Linked DNA regions of Homo sapiens: region 2 is linked to region 1. A link is a loop called in an ENCODE intact Hi-C map of the cell type or tissue named here. Cell type or tissue: CD4-positive, alpha-beta T cell. All regions are shown on one strand. Each heading gives the region's core, and the rest is flanking DNA. Links, peaks and the distances in the headings are about the cores only. Region 1 holds the start of ATP5MJ (ATP synthase membrane subunit j). Region 2 holds the start of LOC105370689 (a long non-coding RNA gene).

Region 1 (5,073 bases), core at 189-2,688:
TTAGTCAGGATGGTCTCGATCTCTTGACCTCGTGATCCGCCCGCCTCGGCCTCCCAAAGTGCTGGGATTACAGGCGTGAGCCACCGCGCCCAGCTACATATTCCCAACACATAATAAAACGACAGCCCCTACTTTTTTTTTTTTTTTTTTTTTTAAGACGGAGTTTCACTCGGTCATCAGGCTGGAATGCAATGGCGCGATCTCGGCTCACTGCAACCTCCGCCTACCGAGTGCAAGCGATTCTCCTGCCTCAGCCTCCCGAGTAGCTGGGACTACAGGTGCCTGCCACCACACCCAGCTAATTTTTGTATTTTTAGTAGAGACGGCGTTTCACCATGTTGGTAAGGATGGTCTCGATCTCTTGACCTCGTGATCCGCCCGCCTCAGCCTCCCAAAGGGCTGGGATTACAGGCGTGAACCACCGCGCCCGGCCGGCCCCTTTCTTGAGTCCATTCTGCCCAGGCACATTTCCTAGCTGTGTGTGTCAGTTTTACAGCACCAGACCTTTTAAAAATCCATCTTATTCATAGGCCAAACGTGTGTCTACTGTATCCACTTAAGTCTGCAAAGTTTTGGCACATTACATTAAGGGCGAACTATTACCTGACACTGGAAATGGGAAATGTCTGACCCGCGAGTTCCATACAATTTCATTCAGCACCGTATGATCTCTTTTCAGCTTCCCTGTTGCCTCACCCAAGTTGTCATGTACAGCATAACGTGGAGGGCAGTGTGGCGCAAGGAAACTTGAGTTATAAAGGAGAGAAGGGACTGGATGTGGAGTCAGAGTTCTTGGCTTGGACTCTGGCTTCTCTAACTCTGCGTAGCCTCTGGGTTAGGCAGCTGAACCTCTCAAGGCCAAGGTACGCTCCCTGTCAAAACCGTGGGAGAATTCAGGTGCACTGAGCGCGTTAAGGCCAAGGAGGGAAACGCGGCGCAGGCCTAGGCGATGCTTCCCTCTGGCAACCGACCCTGGCCTACCTCCCTTCAGAGAAGGGAAAGCCGGGCAGAAAAGCAGGCGCGTGCCGGCGGAGGGGTGGAACCCCAAGATCAGCTGGGGCCAAGGCGGCTTCTCGCCCTCCCGCCCCCGCCGTCTCGCACCTCGGGAGCCAGGTCCAGGTCCCCGTACTCACCTTGGCGCAGGACAGACGGCTCAGAACGCACCACAAATCTGCAGCCAACTCGGAAAGGTCACCGAGCGCGCAGGCGCGCGCAGGGGATGCCGGGAAGGCGGAAGCAGCAGAGACGCCGCAAGGCCAGAGTGCCTCCCCAGCGGCGCCTCCGCACCACAGCGCCCCCGGCGGCCGCCTGGTGTCGCAGGCAAGAAGGGGCGGGGAGAGGGTGCGTTAGGGGTGTGCCCGCGTGTGTCACTGTGGGCTGGCTAATCCTCCACATCTTCCCACGACTGATGGGTTTCCTGGGACGCGGGACCTTCAACGCTGAAACTAGGAAAGTTCTAGACATACCGGGAGGGTTGGTTAACCTAAGAAAAGGGACCCTCTTTACTGTGACGTTAAAGACTAAGTCAAGTCTCCCATTTCAGTGGTGTGTCTTGTCCCTTTCTATTGTTAATTATTTAGCTCTGCATGTATAAAATATATATATTTGGAGACGGAGTCTCACTCTGTCGCCCACGCTGCAGTGCAGTGGCGCGATCTCGGCTCACTGCAACCTCCGCCTCCCGGGTTCAAGCGGTTCTCGTGCCTCAGCTTCCTGAATAGCTGGGATTACAGGCGCTGGTCACCAAGCCCAGCTAGTTTTTGTATTTTTAGCAAAGACGGGGTTTCACCATGTTGGCCAGGCTGGTCTTGAACTCCTGACCTCAGGTGATCCACCTGCCTCAGCCTCCCAAAGTGCTGGGATTACAGGCTTGAGCCACCGCGCCCGGCCTGCTCTGCATATTTTTATGTCTGTATTCTGTGCATATTCTTCTCAGCAGATAATATAAAACTTCCACAGGGGCTCCAGACACTGGGCTTAATAGTCTTAAAAATATATATATATATATATATTTTTTTTTTCAGAAATATTTTCCAGTAGAGAACTAGAAATCATAAAAGAAAAAAATTTAGCGAGCGGATCACCTGAGGTCAGGAGTTCAAGACCAGCCTGGCCGACATGGCGAAACCCCATCTCTACTAAAAATACAAAAATTAGCCGGGCTTGGTGGTGGGCGCCTGTAATCCCAACTGCTCAGGAAGCTGGGGCAGGAGAATCACTTGAACCCGGAGGGCAGGGGTTGCAGTGAGCCGAGATCTTTGCACTCCAGCCTGGGCGACAAGAGTGAAACGCCATCTCAAAAAAAAAAAAAAAAAAAAAAAAGCCAAATAAAAATTGGATGGAGGCTGGGCGCAGTGGCTCAGCACTTTGGGAGGCCTGTAATCTGTAATCTTAGCACTTTGGGAGGCCAAAGCAGGCAAACTGCTTGAGTTCAGGAGTTTGAGACCAGCCTGGCTAACATGGTGAAACCCCTTCTCTACTAAAAATACAAAAATTAGCTGGGTGTGGTGGTGGTGCGCACCTGTAATTCCAGGTACTTGGGAGGCTGAGGCAGGAGAATCGCTTGAACCCTGGAGGTGGAGGCTGCAGTGAGCTGAGATGGCGCCACTGTATTCCAGCTTGGGCGACAGAGCGAGACTCTGTCTCAAACAAACAAAACAAAAAATTGGATGGATTTGGCAGATTAGACAGTTAAAGAATAAACTGCAAGATCGAAGAAGCCATTCAGAAAATAAGAGGGATACAGCAGGAAAGATACCAATCATATGGGTAATTGGTATCTTAGAAGGAAATTAAAGAGGTGAGGCAGAAATATCTGAAGAGCTAATGGCTGAGAATTTTCCAAAAGTGATGAGAAAAAAATCATGCCAAAGATTCAAAAAGCCTTACAGAGGCCAGGCGCGGTGGCTTACGCCTGTAATCCCAGCACTTTAGGAGGCCAAGGCGGGCGGATCACCACACCATCCTGGCTAACACGGTGAAACCCCGTCTCTACCAAAAATACAAAAAAATTAGCTGGGTGTGGTGGTGGGTGCCTGTAGTCCCAGCTACTCCGGAGGCTGAGTGAGAGAATGGCGTGAGCCCGGGAGGCGGAGCTTGCAGTGAGCAGAGATGGCGCCACTGCACTCCAGCCAGGGAAACAGAGCAAGACTCCGTCTCAAAAACAAAAACAAAAAACAAAAAACAAACAAAAAGCCTTACAGAAACCAAGCAGGCAGATAAATAAAAATAAATCAATACCTTGAAATCTCACAATAAAGCCATAGAAAAGATAAAGATAAAATCTCAAAGAAAGTAACCACCAATCAAGAATTCTATACACAGGGAATTCTATACACAGGGAAATTGGCATTCAGAAAAGAAGGTAAAATAAAGACAGTTAAGGACAAACTAAGAGGAAATCGTGCTAGGCATGGTGGCTCATGCTTGTAATCCCAGCACTTTGGGAGGACTGCTTGAGCCCAGAATTTTGAGACCAGCCTGGCCAATGTATTAAGATCCCATCTTTAAAGGAAAAAAAAAAAGAGGAAATTATTAGGTTTTGAAGGGAAGGCAAGGGTTAAAGACAGACAAGACAGACACACACACACAGAGGGAGGGGGGGAGGGGAGAGGGGAGAGAGATGGTGGCTTCAACAGCAACACAGGTTTATTGCCAGCAAAAACCCGTGGAGCGGATAACCAGTTTAGTGCCCGAGCTCACTGCCGCTTCCAGGCTGGGGTAATTATAGGTCTGGGCTGGATGGGTCTGGGCAGTATGGCTTGCTGCCTGGCAGGATGTGATAAGGATGTTCCCGCAGTCAGGCAGTTGGGCAGGATGTTTCTTATGGTCAGAGCCCCCATGGAATGTTTCACTCCGACCAGGGTCTGTGAAATGGTGGGGGGTTTATAAAATGGTGCAGCTAGGACTGAAATAATCACAAGCAGATCCACAGTAAAATAAATGTTCATTATTCAGGCACAAGGAAAACGAGCTCAGATGTGTCAAGATAAAATAATAAAAGGCTCAAGATCCAGTTAAAATCATTTTTTTTCTTTTTTGAGATGGAGTCTTGCTGTGTCGCCCAGGCTGGAGTGCAGTGGTGCGATCTTTGAAAATGTAAAAGTGTTATTCCTCTCACACACACACACACACACACACACACACACAATGTTTTTTGGAAAACATAGTGACGTTTTAGAAAAATACACTGTTTAACATCAAACGGGTTTATCATTTTAAAATAAATAAGTAAAAACATTTCTCAGTTGTAATCCCTGATAGACATAACCCACATAAACAAAATCTCTTTAGGGTCCTCAGCAACTTTTAAGAGTGTAAAGGGGTTCTGAGACAGAACCAGGTTTGAGAACCACTGTCCTATAGTAAAAATGTTTTAGAGTTTTAGATTTATAATGACTTATAACACTGCTGAGGACGAGAACAAGCATTTAGGAAAAACTTAAGGAAGAACATCATGGAGAGCTGCTTCAAGACAGAGCTTCTGAACTTCCAACTAGACTTGAGATCAATAGACTTTGCTATGTTGCCCAGGCTGGTCTTGAACTGCTGGCCTCAAGTGATCCTCCCACCTTGACCTCTCAAAGTGTCAGAATTACAGGCGTGAGCCACTGTGCTCAGACCAAGAGAGTTTTAATGTCTTTAGTTTCAAATCCAAAACACCCTAAGAAACGCACATCTTAAAAAAAAAAAACAACCAAATGTTTCTTTTTTTTTTTTTTTTTTTTTTGAGATAGAGTCTTGCTCTGTCGCCCAGGCTGGAGCACAGTGGCGTGATCTTGGCTCACTGCAAGCTCTGCCTCCCGGGTTCACGCCATTCTCCTGCCTCAGCCTCCCAAGTAGCTGGGACTACAGGCGCCCGCCACCACGCCAGGCTAATTTTTTGTATTTTTAGTAGAGATGGTTTTTCACCGAGTTAGCCAGGATGGTGTCGATCTCCTGACCTCGTGATCCGCCCGCCTTAGCCCCCCAAAGTGCTGGGATTACCGGTGTGAGCCACTGCGCCCGGCCAAAAAAACCTAAATGTTTAAGGAAAGGGCCACTCCAGCAGATTTATTCAAAGTGCAGAATGTT
Region 2 (7,332 bases), core at 2,540-5,039, 50 kb before region 1:
CTGCTGGTGTCTGCAGGGCCCCAAGTGCTGAAGGAGGCCTGCCCTGGCTCCTGCTCCCCTCGGCCCTCCATTCCAACTCCTCTGGCTTCACCTCCCGCTCATCATTCCCTTGCCTGCCCTCCGGGCCCATCCTTGCTCATGCTGTTGGTTGATCCCAACACGTCCCTGCTTCCATCCTCGCTAGTGAAAATTGGACACGGCCTTCAAGGTTCAGCTCAGGCACTTCCTCCTCCAAGAAACTGTTCCTGATCTACCTAGTCTCAGGGAGGCCAGCCTCGCCCACAATTCCTGCTCTCCTGGGCCCCATCACCCAGCTCAGAAACTCAGGGCAGGCCGGAGGGAAGGAGATGGGCTGAGCCCTCGGACCCCCTCACCTGGGGGCTCACCCTCGGCTTCACTTTAAGGGATCTCCTGCCCCAAGACTGGAGATGCTCCAAGGCTCTGGCAGGGCACACCTGGCTGCCCAGGAATACAGGGAGGGGACTTCAGCACCCTGCCCACTCTGGGCCCCCAGGGCCTACACTCCCACCCGACAAGGATGGCTACTCACTGACAGTGACTTACTCACCCTGGCCCTCAGTCTCTTCATTTGTGCATTGGAGATAATGAAACTTACTTCAAAGCCCAGGTACGTGCTGCCAAAGTGCAGGTTGCAGCATGTCAGGCCTCTTTAACTGTACCGGGCTTCACACCTATTGGTAGTTACTGGGAGCTGCTACTAATGACATCCGTTCCTCATTCCTGCCCATGAGCAAGAGCCAGTGCTGGGTGCTGGTGCCTGGGGGAGAGGGCGGTGACGGCAACCCCTGGCTCTGCCTCATCCCACCTTCAGGCACCAACTCTGATGTCCTCACCCTGACCTCCTCCCTCTCCCTCTTCTCTGTTCCCATGGTCACATGTGCCACCCCCCATGTACATGTCTGTTGTTCTACTGTGTGTCTGTACCTCTCTGTGACCCCATCACTCTGCAAGGGCCTGGGCAAGCTGGGGCTCAGGGCGGTCAGGGCTGGCCTAAAGACATAGCGAAGTCGGCCGGGCGCGGTGGCTCACGCCTGTAATCCCAGCACTCTGGGGGGCCGAGGCGGGTGGATCACGCGGTCAGGAGATCGAGACCATCCTGGCTAACACGGCGAAAGCCCGTCTCTACTAAAAATACAAAAAAATTAGCCACGTGTGATGGCGGGCGCCTGTAGTCCCAGCTACTCGGGAGGCTGAGGCAGGAGAATGGCGTGAACCCGGGAGGCGGAGCTTGCAGTGAGCCGAGATCGCGCCACTGCACTCCAGCCTGGGCGACAGAGCGAGACTCCGTCTCAAAAAAAAAAAAAAGACGGCAAACTGGGGCAGCGTTGGGTGGCAACAAGCCAAACCAGGGACCTTAAACCAGGTCTTTGGTTTGATCTCAGGTGGGGATCTGGGTTCCGGAAGGCTCCAAGAGCTGCAGTTACAGGTTAGTTTTCAGGACAGCGTGCAGGGCATCCTGGGGACACGGCTGGGCATCCTGCAGCCTGCCCCGGCTGGAGCTCCGGTGTCTGGGTGTCTGTAGCAGCCTGTGTGGCAGGGGTGGGGGATGGGGCGAGTTACTCTCCACAAAGGGCTTCTGGGAAATCAAGCAGCACTCGCTCTGCTGGGTCTTCAAGGAAAGGGACAGGGCCCAAAGACTCACGGTGCTACGACTGTCCCGGGGCATCCCTGGGCTTTCTCTGGATACCAGCCCCTTTGCTGTACCCCCTGGTCCCTGCACAGCCCAGGCCCCTGCTGCCCCTCTTCATGGACAGCAGTGCCATTCACTGGGGTTCCTGTCCCCAGCCACACCCTTTCCGCATACTCACACAGTGGCCTGTTGAAACTCAAATCTGATCAGCCCATCCATCCTGAAACCTTTCTGGCTTCTGATTGCCTGCAGGATAAAGTCCAACCTCCTTTTCGTGACATTCAAGGCTCTTTGTCTCTTCCTTCAATGTCTGAACTGCCCTGAAGAGAGGAGGGATGGGGTGTTCCATAGACAGGAGGTGGTAGTGCGGGGCCCTGTCAAGATGTGGGCTCTTGAGGCTCCACCGTCCAACTCCCTCCAGGCCTGGTCTCAGGGGACCTTACAGGAAAAGTCTGGCCTTGGTCAGAAAAGCCTAGAGGTTGGCCACAGGCTGGTACGTGGGGGCCCAGAACTGGGCCTCTGACCCCTGCAGAGGGAGTCTCAGGCCTGGCCTGGCTCCCTGCCACAGGATCCCTAGAGCCACATGACTGGTCCTACTCTCCCCATTCCCCTGCTGGGCTCCAGCTCAGTCGCAGGAGCCAAGCCAGATTTGAGGCCAGAGGGCTTGACCAGGTTGGTTCCTGCTAGGTGGCTCTGCGCAGAACCCTCTTACAGCCCATCCAACTGGCCGGGTCCCTTCCCTTTTGTACCATTCTTGTTGGTCCCTGTCTGCCTGACCCTGTGTGGCACCTCAGGGCTGCAGCCTTGGTCTGGGTCCCAGCCACTGGTCACCTTCTGCCCTGAGGCCTGCCCTCCCTGCTGTCTGGGGCTGTCAGCTGGACCTTGGAGCATGGCCATCCCAGGCCCATTCCTGGCTCTGACCACTGTGAGGGGCCCTGGTACCATCCTCCCTGGGCACAATCCCCCTGGATGCTGGCTGGTCAGGTGGAATCACTTGTTAGCGGAGTATAACGGAGTAACAAGCCAGGCGAGGTGGCTAATCCCAATACTTTGGGAGGCCAAGGTGGGAGGATCGCTTGAGGCCAGGAGGCTGAGGCTGCAGTGAGCTATGATAGTGCCACTGTGCTCTAGCCTGGGCAACAGAGCGAAACCCTGTCTAAACAAAACCTAAAAACCCCCCAAAAACCCAAAAACCAAAACAAAAAGAAAACTATCCTTGACACTTTAGTGTAAGTACATCTAATGATAGCTGTAATTATTTCGAAAGCATATGTTGTTACGAGTATGGGGACATCTGGACTTTCTCTTGTAGGAGTGCATCCTTGCAGGTATCTTTAGGCTGTTCCCTTAATTGTAAGCTTCTTGTGACCACAAGTTGTGGCTGGCAAGGAATGTGCCTTGTTAGTCTCAGGATGGAGATGAACTTACAATGGCATTGCTCTGGCTGTCCTGGGCTCCTGCTTCCCTAATGCGCTGGGCGCTGTGGCTCAAGCCTATAATCCCAGCACTTTGGGAGCCCCAGGAAGGAGGATCGCTTGAGCTCAGGAGTTCAAAACCAGCCTGGGCAAAACATATTGAGACCCCATCTCTACAAAAAATTGAAAAAAAAAAAAAGCCAGGCATGGTGGCTTGCGCCTGTAGTCCCAGATACTGGGGAGGCTGAGGTAGGAGGGTCTCTTGAGCCTGGGAGGTGGAGGCTGCAGTAAGCAGAGATCAGTCCCTGTTAAAAAAAAAAAAAAAGTGACAGTCCCCAGGAAGGTGCAGGTCGATGGTGGCAGCCACTGTGGTGGCTTGTGGCTGGTGTTCTTGTCCTATGTTTGTAGCCATCCCTAGGTCCAGGGTTCAGGGCTTCCTGTTCCCAGGAGGGTTCAGATAAGAGGCCCCGAGCAGCCACTCAGGCAGAGCCTCTTCCTGGGGAGAAGGTGCTCCCTGGGGCGAGCAAGTGGGCAGGCCTTGGCTCTCTCCATTCCTGAATACCTTCTACTGTCTAGGTAGTAGAACACCTTCTACTGACCCTGGCCCAGGCTCAGATACGGTCCAACCCGGCAGACCCTTCCCGGGGGCCTGTGACGGTCCCAGGCAGGGAGAGCCACGTCGGGGTGGTGGTCACCCCCAGCGCCCTGAACCTGCGAAGGCCCAGTGTAGGGGTGAGCGCGCACCGGCTGGGGGGACGTTGGAGAAGCCAAGCAGAGGCAGCCGGGCGCGCCTTCCTGCCCTCCCGGTGGAGGAGGACGCGGCAGGGACAGGCGGGCGGCCAGCCGGCTTCAGGACGCTTGACAAGGGTTTTGGCTGAGGGTGCGCCCTGGGCTCTGGAGCGCCCAGGTGCCCCGCCACCCACGGGGGGCGTGGTATGGGGGCGTGGCCTGGGCGTGGCCGGCACCGCCTCTTCCCTTTCCTGAGTCCAGAGGGCCCCTCCTGCCCGCCACGTTTCCTTCCTGCTGGGGGGCTTCTGTTCTCCCAGACCGGGTCGGTGCTCTTTTCCCCCGGCGCCCCTCCCCCACCCAGCCCGGGCCTTGCCTGCCGCAGCCACCTTCTTCTCTGATGCTGTGTCCTGGACTTGGTGACAATGGCAAATTGACAAGAAGGCGAGCCTGGGCCTTTCCTGCGGCGACATCCAGCTTCCCCCGCCCCTCCCTGGGTGGGTGCCCACCACACGCCCAGCCTGCCGCGTGCTTATCCAGGCCCTCCAGGCCAGGCCTCCGGGTCTTATGGAAGAAGGCCCCGTGTCTGGGCAGTGCCGTGGCTGTGAGTGAGCATCCGGGGCCAGTCAGATGTGCCGTCTCCGGAGGTCACTTCCATAGTGGCCATCAACAGCTTGGCCAAACTCGGCCGCAGGATCTTTTCCTATCAATTGCAGGATGGACTCTTCCCGCAGCCATGCGACCTGTGGCCCGCGGTCCTGCTCCCTGAGCTGGAGGAGGCTGAACAGAATGAGCAGGTTGAGGCCTGTGGGAAGGAAGAGCCACATCTCCTTCATGTTTATTACCCCCTCCGCAGGCCATAGCTAGGAGGCCTTGAAGGTTTTTTTAAGGGGGAAAGGGGGTTTCCAGAACCACAGCCGGCTCAGCAGAAAGTCTCCACCAACAGAATCTGTGGGCGCACATTCCTCAACAGCTGAAGAAGGGGCTGGAGGGGCTCATGGCATCCCCTCCAGAGGCAGGCCCAGGGCCCTGTGTGCAGTGGGGGGTCCTGCATCTGCATTGTTGTTAAGAAAGTGACATTTGGCTACATGGAGTGACTCATGCCTGTAATCCCAGCACTTTGGGAGGCTGAAGCTGTCAGATTGCTTGGGCCCAGGAGTTCGAGATCAGCCTGGGCAACTTGGTGAAACCTCATTTCTTTTTTTTTGAGACAGGGTCTCACTCTGTAGCCAAGACTGGAGTGCAGTGGCACAATCTCGGCTCACCGCAACCTCCACTTCCCAGGCTCAAGTGATTCTCCTGACTCAGCCTCCCGAGTAGCTGGGATTACAGGTGTGCACCACCACGCCTGACTAATTTTTGTATTGTTAGTAGAGACGGGGTTTCACCATGTTGGCCAGGTTGGTGTTGAACTCCTGACTTCAAATGATCCACCTGCCTTGGCCTCCCAAAGTGCTGGGATTACAGGCCTGAGCCACTGCGCCCGGACTTTTTTTTTTTTTTGAGATGGAGTTTCGCTCTGTCACCCAGGCTGGAGTGTGGTGGCATGATCTCGGCTCACTGCAACCTCCACCTCCCAGGGTCAAGTGATTCTCCTGGGTCAGCCTCCGGAGTAGCTGGGATTACAGGTACGTACCATCATGCCTGGCTAATTTTTGTATTTTTAGTAGAGACAGGGTTTCACCACGTCTGCCACGCTGGTCTTGGACTCCTGACCTCAAGTGATCTGCCCACCTCGGCCTCCCAAAGTGCTGGAATTACAGGTGTGAGCCACCATGCCCAGCCCTCATTTCTACAAAACATACAAAAATTAGCCAGGCTTGGCACACACCTGTAGTCCCAAGTACTCAAGAGGATGAAGTGGGAGGTTCACTTGAGCCTGGGGAGGTAGAGGCTGCAGTGAACCATGTTCTTGCCACTGCACTCCAGCCTGTGTGACAGTGAGGCCCTGTCTCAAAAAAAAAAAAAAGGCAACACTTCTTGAGGCTGCTGGTTTTTCAGCCCTGCTGTGCTGCATGCTTTTGGCGCTCACTCTAATTCACAGGGCCTCGAGGGCGAGACTTCGGCTCACAGCTGTATCCCAGGGCCTAGAACTGTGTCTGACATATACCAGGTACTCAATAAACCCTTGTCACACAAACCCCCAAGAACATTTCACAATGCTTTTCTTTTTTCTTTTTTTTTTTTTTTTTTTTTTTTTTTTTGAGACAGAGTCTTGCTCTATCGCCCAGGCTGGAGTGCAGTGGCGCGATCCCGGCTCACTGCAAACTCTGCCTCCTGGGTTCACGCCATTCTTCTGCCTCAGCCTCCCGAGTAGCTGGGACTACAGGCGCCTGCCACCGCACCCGGCTAATGTTTTGTATTTTTAGTAGAGATGGGGTTTCACCGTGTTAGCCAGGATGGTCTCGATTTCCTGACCTCGTGATCCACCCGCCTCGGCCTCCCAAAGTGCTGGGATTACAGGCATGAGCCACCACGCCCAGCCTTTTCTTTTTTTTCGAGTGCAGTGGCGCGATCTTGGTTCACTGCAACCTCTGCCTCCCTAGCTCAAGCGATCCTCCCACCTCAGCCTTCCGAGTAGCTGGGACCACAGGCACGTACCACCATGCCTGGCTAATTTTTTGTATTTTTAGTAGAGACAGGTTTTTGCCATGTTGCCCAGGATGGTCTCAAACTCCTGAGCTCAAGCCATCCACCCACCTCAGCCTCTCAAAGCGCTGGGATTACAGGCATGAGCCACCAGACTCAGCCTTGTTTCTCATTTATACAGGTAGCGATTGGAGGCTCAGGAAGGGAATTCATTGCCCAAGGTTGAACACTCAGTGGGAGAAGCAGGCCAGGACACAAGCAGGAGGGGCTCCAAAGCTGAGTTTGTTGCTGCAGAGCCTTTCCTGAGGTTGGGGAGGGTGTCTGCAGAAGGAGGCTGGAGACTGCTGTAGAATCACTACTACTGGTGACATCGTTGTTCTTCTCTGACCTGACCCCTGAGTTGGTCAGACTTGGCCATGTGGACAACCCCCTGCTTCTCCCACTCTCTGCTGCCCTAACCTGAGACTGGTTATTCAAGTGTCTTCCTCACTGTCTCCCCCAAACAGGAAGTATTTTTTGATGCTCTTGCATCTGGGGCTGACCCAACACTGCTCATCCCATGTGGTCATTGCTGGCTTACAGGTCAGTCTGGCCCTTGCATTCGATGTTCTGTAAGGACAGAGCTCATGGTGCTGGCTCTGAGAAGGAAACAGGAAGTGGCAGATGGAAGGGTGGGTAGGTGGGTAGGTAGATGAATGGATGAGCCGGCGGATGAGTGGGCAGATGTGTGTGTGTACGGACAGGTGGGTGGATGCATGGATGGACAGGTGGATGAATAGATGGGCAGATGGATGGATAAATGGAAAGGTGGGTGGGTGGATGGATGGATGGATGGGTGCGTGGATGGTTGGATGGTTGGATGGATGGATGGATGGATAGATGGGTGGGTTGGTTGGTGGATATGTGGATACATAGATGGATTGATGGACAAGTGGATGGGTGGATGGATGG

What was found. Peaks named below come from ENCODE experiments on the same cell type or tissue, not always from the same donor. Only the 100,000 strongest peaks of a DNase experiment are listed, where the experiment ranks them.
Region 2: it touches region 1 in a loop (5-fold over the local background); 9 of 110 quality-filtered maps call a loop at or near these places.

What each region holds. Positions count from the first base shown.
Region 1 is chr14:103,920,337-103,925,409 of GRCh38, forward strand. It overlaps ATP5MJ (ATP synthase membrane subunit j), which reads right to left and starts at 1,193. Exons shown (of 4, transcript NM_004894.3): 1 at 1,134-1,193. RefSeq lists an enhancer at 848-1,523 and silencers at 1,158-1,330, 1,217-1,386. In CD4-positive, alpha-beta T cell, for the core only: CTCF peaks have their summits at 1,288 and 1,489; a DNase peak (open chromatin) is centred at 1,255; H3K4me3 peaks cover 1,525 bases; H3K27ac peaks cover 593 bases.
Region 2 is chr14:103,868,042-103,875,373 of GRCh38, forward strand. LOC105370689 (a long non-coding RNA gene) reads left to right here and starts at 4,046. Exons shown (of 3, transcript NR_188198.1): 1 at 4,046-5,420. RefSeq lists silencers at 3,751-4,120, 4,131-4,190 and an enhancer at 4,431-4,610. In CD4-positive, alpha-beta T cell, for the core only: no CTCF peak of the experiment used is centred there; DNase peaks (open chromatin) are centred at 4,020 and 4,680; H3K4me3 peaks cover 1,405 bases; H3K27ac peaks cover 396 bases.